Regions from separate parts of the Homo sapiens genome. Here region 1 is linked to region 2. Evidence: chromatin contacts called from ENCODE Hi-C or POLR2A ChIA-PET data. All regions are on one chromosome and are shown on one strand. Each heading gives the region's core, a stretch centred on a gene start or an enhancer-like site at or near the end of the contact. The rest is flanking DNA. Distances are from core to core; before and after follow the strand shown.

The links. A loop is a pair of places that touch in the nucleus more often than their neighbours do. ChIA-PET counts read pairs that join two places held with the same protein, here RNA polymerase II (POLR2A). Pooled maps may share reads with other maps.
Region 1: a loop to region 2 is called in a map of heart left ventricle, with 4 times the contacts of the local background. The contact joins the enhancer-like site here to the promoter of LINC01077 in region 2. A Hi-C loop is called at or near these places in 62 of 168 maps with a recorded cell type or tissue (A673, B cell, CD4-positive, alpha-beta T cell and 44 more), 25 of 37 single-sample maps with no recorded cell type and 42 of 50 pooled maps. POLR2A ChIA-PET finds 5 or more read pairs at or near these places in 5 of 52 experiments (BJ, HCT116, IMR-90 and 2 more).

Annotation. Positions count from the first base shown.
Region 1 is chr13:48,125,525-48,130,364 of GRCh38, reverse strand. LOC105370198 (a long non-coding RNA gene) reads left to right here. Exons shown (of 6, transcript XR_007063792.1): 5 at 591-743. Among named protein-coding and RNA genes, the nearest start is that of MED4, 33 kb to the right of the region's middle. Within about 2 kb of position 3,209, at least 21 of the 41 ENCODE cell types and tissues checked have a DNase peak (open chromatin) inside an H3K27ac peak, as active enhancers do; they include CD8-positive, alpha-beta T cell, ascending aorta, dorsolateral prefrontal cortex and 11 more, where a contact is called at or near this core.
Region 2 is chr13:48,586,701-48,591,847 of GRCh38, reverse strand. LINC01077 (long intergenic non-protein coding RNA 1077) reads left to right here and starts at 1,250. Exons shown (of 2, transcript NR_170270.1): 1 at 1,250-1,326. The region is part of intron 2 of LOC105370202 (a long non-coding RNA gene); the gene reads right to left. RefSeq lists a silencer at 4,921-5,147.

The DNA.
Region 1 (4,840 bases), core at 1,960-4,459, 460 kb after region 2:
CATACAATCTCAGCTCACTGCAACCTCTGTCTCCTGGGCTCAAGCGATTCCTCTGCCTCAGCCTCCCGAGTAGCTGGGACTACAGACGCCTGCTATCACGCCCGGCTAATTTTTGTATTTTTTGGTAGAGATGGGGTTTCACCATGTTGACCAGGCTGGTCTCCAACTCCTGATCTCAGGTGACCTGCCCTCCTCAGCCTCCCAAAGTGCTGGTATTACAGGCATGAGCCACTGCGCCTGGCCCATGGACATCTTTATAGAGCAAAAAAAGATTATTTTCTACTCTAAACCCAAGGTTACATATACGCTTTCCCCAATAAGCTGAATCAGCAGCTCTCAACAAAGGAAAAAGGAAACAAGGGTTAATTCAGAAGAACTATTTTGAAATAAACAACTGGATTTACAAGGGTGGGCATGAACATGCTTTGATGCATGCATTTAAAGAGTAAAGGATATAGAATAATTGATGGCTATCCTGGCAGATCAAAGCATCTCAAGAGCATTGCAGGCTGTGGAGTTAAACCGTTTGCACTTTTCCTGCATTTAGTGTGTGTATTTTGTGAGCATACTAATAATTTGTCCTTACACAGGACCTTTCATCTAGGGAGGAGCTGAAAGCCCTTTGAAGATGTTAATAAGAAAGAGACCTGCTAATTAAGATTGCTTAAAAATAAAAACTCATCTTCCAGTATGTTTACATGATTGCTGGGAAGGTTCTGACTCAAAGAGATTTGCTATCACAGGTGAGTTGTTTCATATGTTTTCTTTCAAAATCATACTGTTAGATTCCATGTACTGATAAAATGGCTTTCTCTAGACAGTCACACCAGATATAACAATACTAATTCAACAATTTATGGCATACTTGATTTGGAGATCAGACATTTACCCAGAACATTTTGGGACAGAGCAAGGAGCGGTGCCATGTTGAATATTTGTAATGAGTTTTAAGATTATCAGACAAAGCTGTAGACTAAACTCAGTGAAACAAGTTTAGAAGAAGACAAAGCAAGAGCCGAGCACAGTGGCATGTGCCTGTCATCTCACAGGAGGCTGAGGCAGGGATCGCTTGAGCCCAGGAGTTTGAGACTAGCCTGGGCAACATAGTGAGACCTCCATCTCAAAAAAAAGAAAAAAGAAGGACAAATCATTCCCAGATCTTTATGAAATTATTTTTAGAGGAAATTCAAATAGCAAAAACTGTAGAGCTCCTTGCCTCAGTGCATGGTGAACAGGATGACTTTGTTAAGAGTACAAGCTTCCACCTCAACTGCCCCACATCAAACAGACTAAAGCAAATCCCTACAGAGATGAAGTCAATTCAGTGAAATCTTCCCTAATTCCAACTGTCAGAATTGGTAGCACCTAACTTTCTACTCCCTGGGCAGATATGTTATAATTAATCCAACTATTTAGTATGTAAATCATTTTTCTTACATTTTATATATATATATATATATATATATATATATATATATATATTTTTTTTTTTTTTTTTTTTTTTTTTTTTTTTTTTTTTTTTTTTTTGAGACTGGTCTTGCTCTGTCGCCTAGGCTGGAGTGCAGTGGCTCAATCTCGGCTCACTGCAACCTCTGTCTCCTGGGTTCAAGTGATTCTCCTGCCTCAGCCTCCCAAGTAGCTGGGATTACAGGCATGTGTCACAACGCCCAGCTAATTTTTGTATTTTTAGTAGAGACAGGGTTTTGCCATGTTGGCCAGGCTGGTGTCAAACTCCTGATCAAGTGATCTGCCTGCCTTGGCCTCCCAAAGTGCTGGGATTACAGGCGTTAGCCACTGCACCTTGCAATGTCAATTTTTTTTAATAGTTCTCCCATACAAAAGAGTAAACTCCAAGATGGCAGGAAACATATTTTATTCATCCTAATATCCCGTAGAGGGCTTAGCACAATGTCTGATCCTTAACACAACACATCCATTAATAACCACATCTTTTAATTAAGAATTTTATTATAGCATTCTTGTAATAGAAAAAGAAACTGGGACTAGCACAAATGTTCGTCAGTAGGGCACTGGCTTAGTAAAGTTATGGACCATCCATACAATGGAATATTGTGTCACTATAAGAAAGAATGGATCTGATTTGGAAAAGTCGGCTTCATTAAATTGAAATGAAGTTTCATTTCAATTAAATAAAAAACTTACACAAAAGAATATATATCATATATAATATATTATATGATATATATTATATATAATATGATATATATTTTTTATATATATATCTTTTTGGCAAAAACCAAACCAAACCAAATGGGTGATTAATAGATGCATAGAATGAATAGATGGAGAGCCAGACAGATAGACTGATCCATTTTGCAGAAATAATGCATGGGAAAAAGGAAACCCCGAAAAATATAAGCAAATTCTCAACTGTGAGTATTTCTGGTAAGTGGGGCTGAGGAGAGTGGGCTGGTCATGAGAGGACAGTCCTTTGATTTTTACTTTAGCCTCTGTATTGTTGGTTTTAGCAATGAGCAAGTATTACTTTTGGGCATTAAAAGGGGAAATAATGTATTGACTCAAAGTTTGAATTTGTTGAACTTGCTTCAGTTGAGCAGGTGACCTAATATCCCATATTTCTTAGCTTCACAGCCTTTCTCCCTGACAGAGCTTCTGGCACTAAGCTGACAGAGGGGACAAAGTCTTCCTTTTTCAAGAGTAAGCATTTGGCTGGGTTCAGACGGACTCCCTTGGGCATCTCCCTGGGGCACCTCTCCAAGGCCTTGCTTTCTAAACTTGGTTATACTAATGGGCTGGGACAGATTCCCTGGCTGACTCTGGAAGCTGTCAAAATCTCTCTGGTAATTTTCCTAGGCTTTTCTGGTCTTTAATGAGGCATCAACCTTTTTCAGTTGTAAATCAGCTTAGATCAAAATTCAAGCAGGAGACTTTTCTACCCCTCAGACCCTTTCGATGTTTGCTTTCTAACTGCTGAGTTCTTGCTTACTTGAAACTCCTGCTCCCCGGGGATAATCAGAAATAGCTACCTGCACTAACTTCTTAAGTCATCATTCTCCTGTTTTGATCAGCAGGAGGGGTGTAATCTGTTTTCGACAGTTCATGTAGATTGGCTTGCTGCCAGCATGATTCTCTCAACTGAAGGAAAACTCAACAGTCTCTAAAATGGAAGGGCAAGAGGGAATTTGTGTGAATGATGTAAGTTAATCCCATTTCCTGGGATCTGGCCTGGCCCATTTTTAGTGGGGCTGGTTTAGGGTTAGTTTGTGATTACATAAACTCATCAACATTCCGGAAGAGGAAAGAACACCCCCTGGTGGTAAAATTATATCTCTGCACCACATCCCCTAAATTTCAACTCCCAGCCAAGTTACCTACTTACACTTGTACCAGGGTACACAGGAGCATTCTTGGTCACAGAAGTCTGTATAAACTAACTCAGTTTTATTCCTGCATTACATACAGAGAAACAAGCATTAGAATTTCCAATATTCCTATTATGCTTTTTTGTTCAGAATTACTGTGTTATACATTACACATATTAAAATCCTTAGCTTTATCATTTTATTATGGAAAAAAAATCCCCATTACTACACAAACTCTATAGCCCTAATTAGTTTTGTGCATGACATTATTAATGATGTTGTTATTGTTATGCTTATTTCAGGCCCATTTCATTTTTTCAAATGTGTCTGTTCTGTGAAATGCACACAATATAAAATATGTGGCTGGGTGCGGTGGCTCACGCCTGTAATCCCAGCACATTGGGAGGTCGAGGCGGGTGGATCATGAGGTCAGGAGTTCGAGACCAGCCTGGCCAACATGGCGAAGCCCCGTCTCTACTAAAAATATAAAAATTAGCCGGGCATGGTGGAGGGAGCCTGTAATCCCAGCTGCTTGGGAGGCTGAGGCAGGAGAACAGCTTGAACCCAGGAGACGGAGGTTGCAGTGAGCCGACATCGTGCCATTGCACTCCAGCCTGGGTGACAAGAGCAAGACTCAGTCTCAAAAAAAAAAAAAAAAAAGTGATGTATATTTTTGATGCTCCTAATGTACTACTTCGTTCTTCTACATGCTACAATATCCAAAATGTATTCATAGTCATACAGTCCAGTCTTCTTTTTCGTCTATTTGCACACATTCTCAGGGTTGAGTTGATTTCAAAGAACATTATCAAAACAGATGCTCCAGCGCTGTAATTAGCAGGCCTCGTGTGGAATGTTCCGCATAAGTCAGAGTTCCTGTGGATCCTGGACATTTGCCTTCCTGAGGCTCTGCCTTTGACTTTCCTTTTGGAATAATGCCATAAAGGTCACTGTTTCCAGTTCAGAATATTCCCTTTCGTTTCTGTTTGTGAGAACTATGTTTAAGCTTTTTCCCTTCACCAGTTGTCCTAATGGGCCTGGCATTGCTTCTGAAGTGGAGAGAGTTTAATAAACCCAGGACTCCTGCTTAGTCCCTGGGCATTTTTGCCTGCTCCTCGGCTTGTTATAGGAGAGTGGAATGTCCTTGGAGAGGCCGAGGCACTGGAATTTGAAGTGAAAGAAAGTAAAGAGGGCTCTGTTCATGACTTAAAACGTTATTTCCTTCTTGTCAAGATGCTTACTGGCCACCTGGTAGGGTGACCCACCTTTCTGGTTTGCCTGAGGGGTTGCCTAGGACTTTCAGTGTTAAACCCAAGATAGAAGGCCTTGGGAGGATTGCTCAAGGCTAGGTGTTCAAGACCAGCCTGGGCAAAACTTAGCAACACCTTGTCTCTACAAAAAAAAAAAACAAAAAAAAAACAACAACAAAAAAAAAACAAACAAACACAAGAAAATCCCAAGTGAAGCAGACCACGTAAAGCACACCAATGGGGCTC
Region 2 (5,147 bases), core at 1-2,500:
ACAAGGAAGTAAAACCAAAGGCAGGCAGCCCGGTGCCAGGCCCGAAACCAGGCCTAGGCCTGCCTGGCCTAAACCCACTAGTTAAAAATCAACTCATAACTTAGAATCCGATGTTATTCACAGATTCCAGACATTGTATAGAAGAACATTGTGAAACTCCCTGCCCTGTTCTGTTTCTCTCTGACCACCAGTGCATGCAGCCCCTGTCACGTACAGCCTGCTTGCTCAAATCAATCATGACCCTTTCATGTGAAATCTTCAGTGTTGTGAGCCCTTAAAAGGGACAGAAATTGTGCATTCGGGGAGCTCGGATTTTAAGGCAGTAGCTTGCTGATGCTCCCAGCTGAATAAAGCCCTTCCTTCTACAACTCGCTGTCTGAGAGGTTTTGTCTGCGGCTCGTCCTGCTACAAAGCTATAGCCTGACCACGTTGGGCACATGTTTTCAAAACCTTTGAGACTGTGCCTCAGGCTATGGTTGCTCATTTTTTGGCTCAGAGTAAACCTCTTTAAATATTTTATGGAGTTTGGCCTTTTCATTGACACTCCCAAACAAAGTTTTCCAAGGGACTTTCCTTCGGGTGTGTCTTAGGCAGTTTGAGGGCCACCAGCCCTGAGGAGCTGCCCAAGGAGACATGGTGACCTCTCAGCCAGGTGGCCAGGACAAAGCCATCAGACTCACAGACATGTCACCTAAACAGGTGTGCACACACACTCATAGGTAAAGGCAAACATAGAAACAACATTTACCAACATGAGGCAACAGAGAGGCCAAAACAGGTGTCACGGGCCAGGCACTGAGGGGACATGACTCTCAGGCTGGAGGGAAAGGGCATTTGTCCCTAAGCAAAATTCAGCTGCCCAAAGCAACATCCCACTGAGGAATGAATGGTACTCTGAATTCCAGGGTCAAGTCAAGCTGCCACTAAAGTCTGATTTTGCTTCTTCTTTCTTTACTCATTCCTCAGCAGCCCCTCATCCCCCACAGACTAAGAATCACCACACACACTGGCCACCTCGCCAGCTGAGGGCAAGAGGTGAGACAGAGAACCTCTACAGTGGCAATATGGTTTGGCTGTGTCCCCACTGAAATCACATCTTGATTTGTAATCCCCATAATCCCCACGTGTCAAGGGAGGGCCCAGTGGGAGGTGATTGGATCATGGGGGCAGTTTTTCCCATGCTGTTCTCATGATAGTGAGTTCTCACGAGATCTGATGGTTTTACAAGGGGCTCTTCCCCTTTTGCTTCCTTCACACATGCTCACTCTCTCCTGCTGCCATGTGGGAAGGTCCAAGCTTGCTTACCCTTTGCCTTCTGCCATGATTGTAAGTTTCCTGAGGACTCCCTAGCCATGCAGAACTGTGAGTCAATTAAACCTCTTTCCTTTATAAATTACCCAGTCTTGAGTAGTATATTTATAGCGTCTAAGAACAGACTAATACAAGTAGGGTGGGGTGTGGGCGTGTCTTAGCTCAGGCTGCTGTGATAAAAATACCATAGCCTGGGTGGGTTAAACAACAAATATTTCTTTCTCACTTCTGGAGCTGGAAGTCCAAGATCAGGGTACCAGCATGGCCAGGTTCTTGGTGAGGGCATTCTTTCTGCTTTCTTGTGTCTTCACCTGGCAGAGAGAGGAAGCAAGCTCTCTCCTGTCTCTTCTTATAAGGGGACAAATCCCATCATTAGCTCTCCACCCTCAAGAACTAATTAACTCCTGGGTTTCAATATATAAATTTGCAGGGCGGGGATTGGGACACAAACACGGAGTTCATAACAGGACACTCTCCAGATTTGGACCCAGAACACTGCAGGAAGCAGAAACCAACTGCAGAGAAATAATATGCACCATCCCTAGTCTAAAGTATAACTTACCCACAATGGTCACCCCAGGAAGATTAAATGATATGCTAGTGGGAAAAAGTGCAGAAAAAAATATCTGCACAGGGTTGACAAGAATGGCATGCTGGGTTCCAGACAGAAGTATAGTTATAATTAATCATTAATCAGGCCGCACTTTGGCCCAATTCCTTTTTGCTAAAAGTCACTAGATCCTTACTATTTGCATCCCCATTGTTCATAGAGATAGGATTTCTGATGTTAGGTCAAAAGACTATTTAAAAATGGATTTGCATCCACATTGTTACTATAAATAGGATCCCTGACATTAGAATCATTAGACTTTTATTTAAGGATTGCTTAAGATGTTTTTCAGCCCCTAAATTCCAGCAACCAGTTTGAAAGCCCCCACAGAGAAACAGGATGAGCATGAGAGCACAACTGCTTTCATCTCCCTGTCCTGTGACTACACCCTGCACTCTTCAACCAATCAACACTCTCCACCCTTTGACCCCCTCCAAAACCCTTAAAAACTCTAACCCCAAATTCCTCAGGGACATACTTTTTTTTGTTTTGTTTTGAGATGGAGTCTCCCACTGTCGCCAGGCTGGAGTGCAGTGGTGCAATCTCGGCTCACTGCAACCTCCGACTCCTTGGTTCAAGCAATTCTCCTGCCTCAGCCTCCTGAGTAGCTGAGATTACCGGCATGCACCACCATGCCTAGCTAATTTTTGTATTTTTAGTAGGTGGGGTTTCACCATGTTGGCCAGGATGGTCTTGATCTCCTGACCTCATGATCTGCCCACCTAGGCCTCCCAAAGTGCTGGGATTACAGGTGTGAGCCACTGCACCTGGCCAGGAGATGAATTTGAGTTTCCCTCCCATCTCCTCTTTCGGTGACCCTATGATTAAACCTCTTTCTCAGCTGCAACCCAGTGTCTCAGTGTAATGACTTGCTGTGTGCATCGGTCAATGAGCCTATTAAAGTTAAATGACTACAAAGCTCATTGGGGAAGTGCCCCTCCATACTTACCCATCTGCCCACTGGAGCTGACAAGAATAGAGGCTTGGGTGCCAGCAGACCAGATGGGGTGAAGTGGGGGTTACGCAGAGAGAACTGGAAAGGAGGGGCCTTTCCAAATAGAGGGATGGAAGGAAAGCATCACAAGTGGCCTAGTGACACAAAGAAGCCAGGCTGCCTGGCTGGGTGTGTTCTACAGAAGGTGGCTGGTGTCACAGAAGAGGCACCAGCAAAAAGTCAGATTCTATGCCCCTGCCTCTCCTGACTGACACTACCCCTCAGCAAGTAAGAGAGGCTAAGGGACAGACTGGGGAGATGTGGCTTGGGCCTGATGATGGGCACTTCAAATGTCGGAGTGGGTAGTTCAGACTTGATCCTGCCAGGGGCATCCTCTCTCTTGTGTCTAAGCAATGTAACCACCCAATGGGCTCATCTTGCCCACTGCCCAGATACAGCTGATTTATCAAGACAGGGGAATTGCAATAGAGAAAGAGGAGTTAGCTAAATGGAAGACCAGAGTTTTATTACTACTCAAACCAGCCTCCCTGAAAATCCAGAGGCTACAGTTTTTTAACAATAGTTTGGTGGGCAGGGGGCTAGGGAAGGGGTGCTGCTGATTTGTTGGGGATGCAATCATAGGGTCATAGAAAATAGTCCTCATGCGCTGAGTCAGCATCTGGGTAAGGGACATGGGTCCAGGTGGAGTCATCTGGTTGTCAGAAATGAAAATCTGAAAAGACATCTCGAAAGGCCAATTTTAGGTTCTACAATAGTGATGTTACTTACAGGAGTAATGGAGGAAATTACAAATCTTGTAACTTCCAGAACAATGACTGGTAATCATTTAACTATGCCTGCATCTTAGCAGAATTCAGGCCCCTCTAATAATCCTAACCTTCCTAACCTTGTGACCTTTCATTAGTTTTACAAAAGTAGTTTAGTTTTGGGAAGGCCTATTATAATCCTTGCCTTAAGGTTAAACCAGAAACTAAATTTATCCAAAAGTTAGCTTGGCCCGTGCTCCAGAATGACCAAGGTTAATTTGAAGGTTAAAGGCAAGATGGAATTGGTTAGAGAAGGTCTCTTTGACTGTCATAATTTTCTCACTGCTATAATTTTTGCAAAGGTGGTTTCAGCAATCTGGGGTAATTTGTGTAACAGATATCCTGTTCTTTTTCTTAGTTTTATTTTATTTTATTTTATTTTTGAGATGGAGTTTTGCTCTTGTTGCCTAGGCTGGAGTGCAATGGCATGATCTCAGTTCACTGCAACCTCCACCTCCCGGGTTCAAGCAATTCTCCTGCCTCAGCCTCCCGTGTAGCTGGGATTACAGGCATCCACCACTGCGCCAGGCTAATTTTTTGTATTTTTAGTAGAGACAGGGTCTCACCATGTTGGCCAGGCTAGTCTTGAACTCCTGACCTCAGGAGATCCACCTGCCTTGGCCTCCTGAAGTGCTGGGATTACAGGTGTAATCCCACCACACCCAGCCTTTTTTCTCTTTTTTTTAAGAAAAAGTCTTGTTTTGTCACTCAGGGCAAGTGAGTGGCACAATTATGGCTCACTGCAGTCTCAGCCTTCCGGGCTCAAGCAATCCTCCCACCTTAGCCTCCCAAGTAGCTGGGACTACAGGCACATACCACCATGCCTGGCTAATTTTTCACTTTTTAGTTTTTTAGGGATGGGGGTCTCACTATGTTGTCCAGGCTGGTCTTGAACGTTTGGACTCAAGAGATCCTCCCACGTCAGCCTCTCAAAGTGCTGGGATTACTGGTGTGAGCCACTGTGCCTGGCCTCAGATTAGCCTGTTCTTAAGCGTTTCTAAAATGTTCATCCTGCCTAGCCTGCTTCCAGGACTTCTGGGTATCTCTGCTTCTTCCATCCTTTATGTTAGTGCTCAAAATACCTACCAATTTTCACTTCCTAGTTGGTTTCCTGTGATTGTTTCTAAACCTTGTGGCCAAGTTGTTAGCACCTCATTTCATCTAAAAAGTCAAAACATGCTTACCTTCCTCACCCCAAATATGCTAACCTCTGATGGTACAAATGATCTCCTGTGATTAGACCTTCCTGTCGTGTCTCCCCTGCAGCTAATCAGGAAAGCATCCACCTTTGACAATCACTCATCCTGGCAGCTCTGTTTCCTCTTTATCATTCATTCCCTGTTGCTTCCCTGAGCATAGCATCAGCTCCTGTTAGACCAGATAACCTGGAGCCCATCAGCAGGCTCCAACACAGACTGCTGTAGACAGAGGCTGGACGTTAGCCCAACTCCGAGGAGGGGCCACA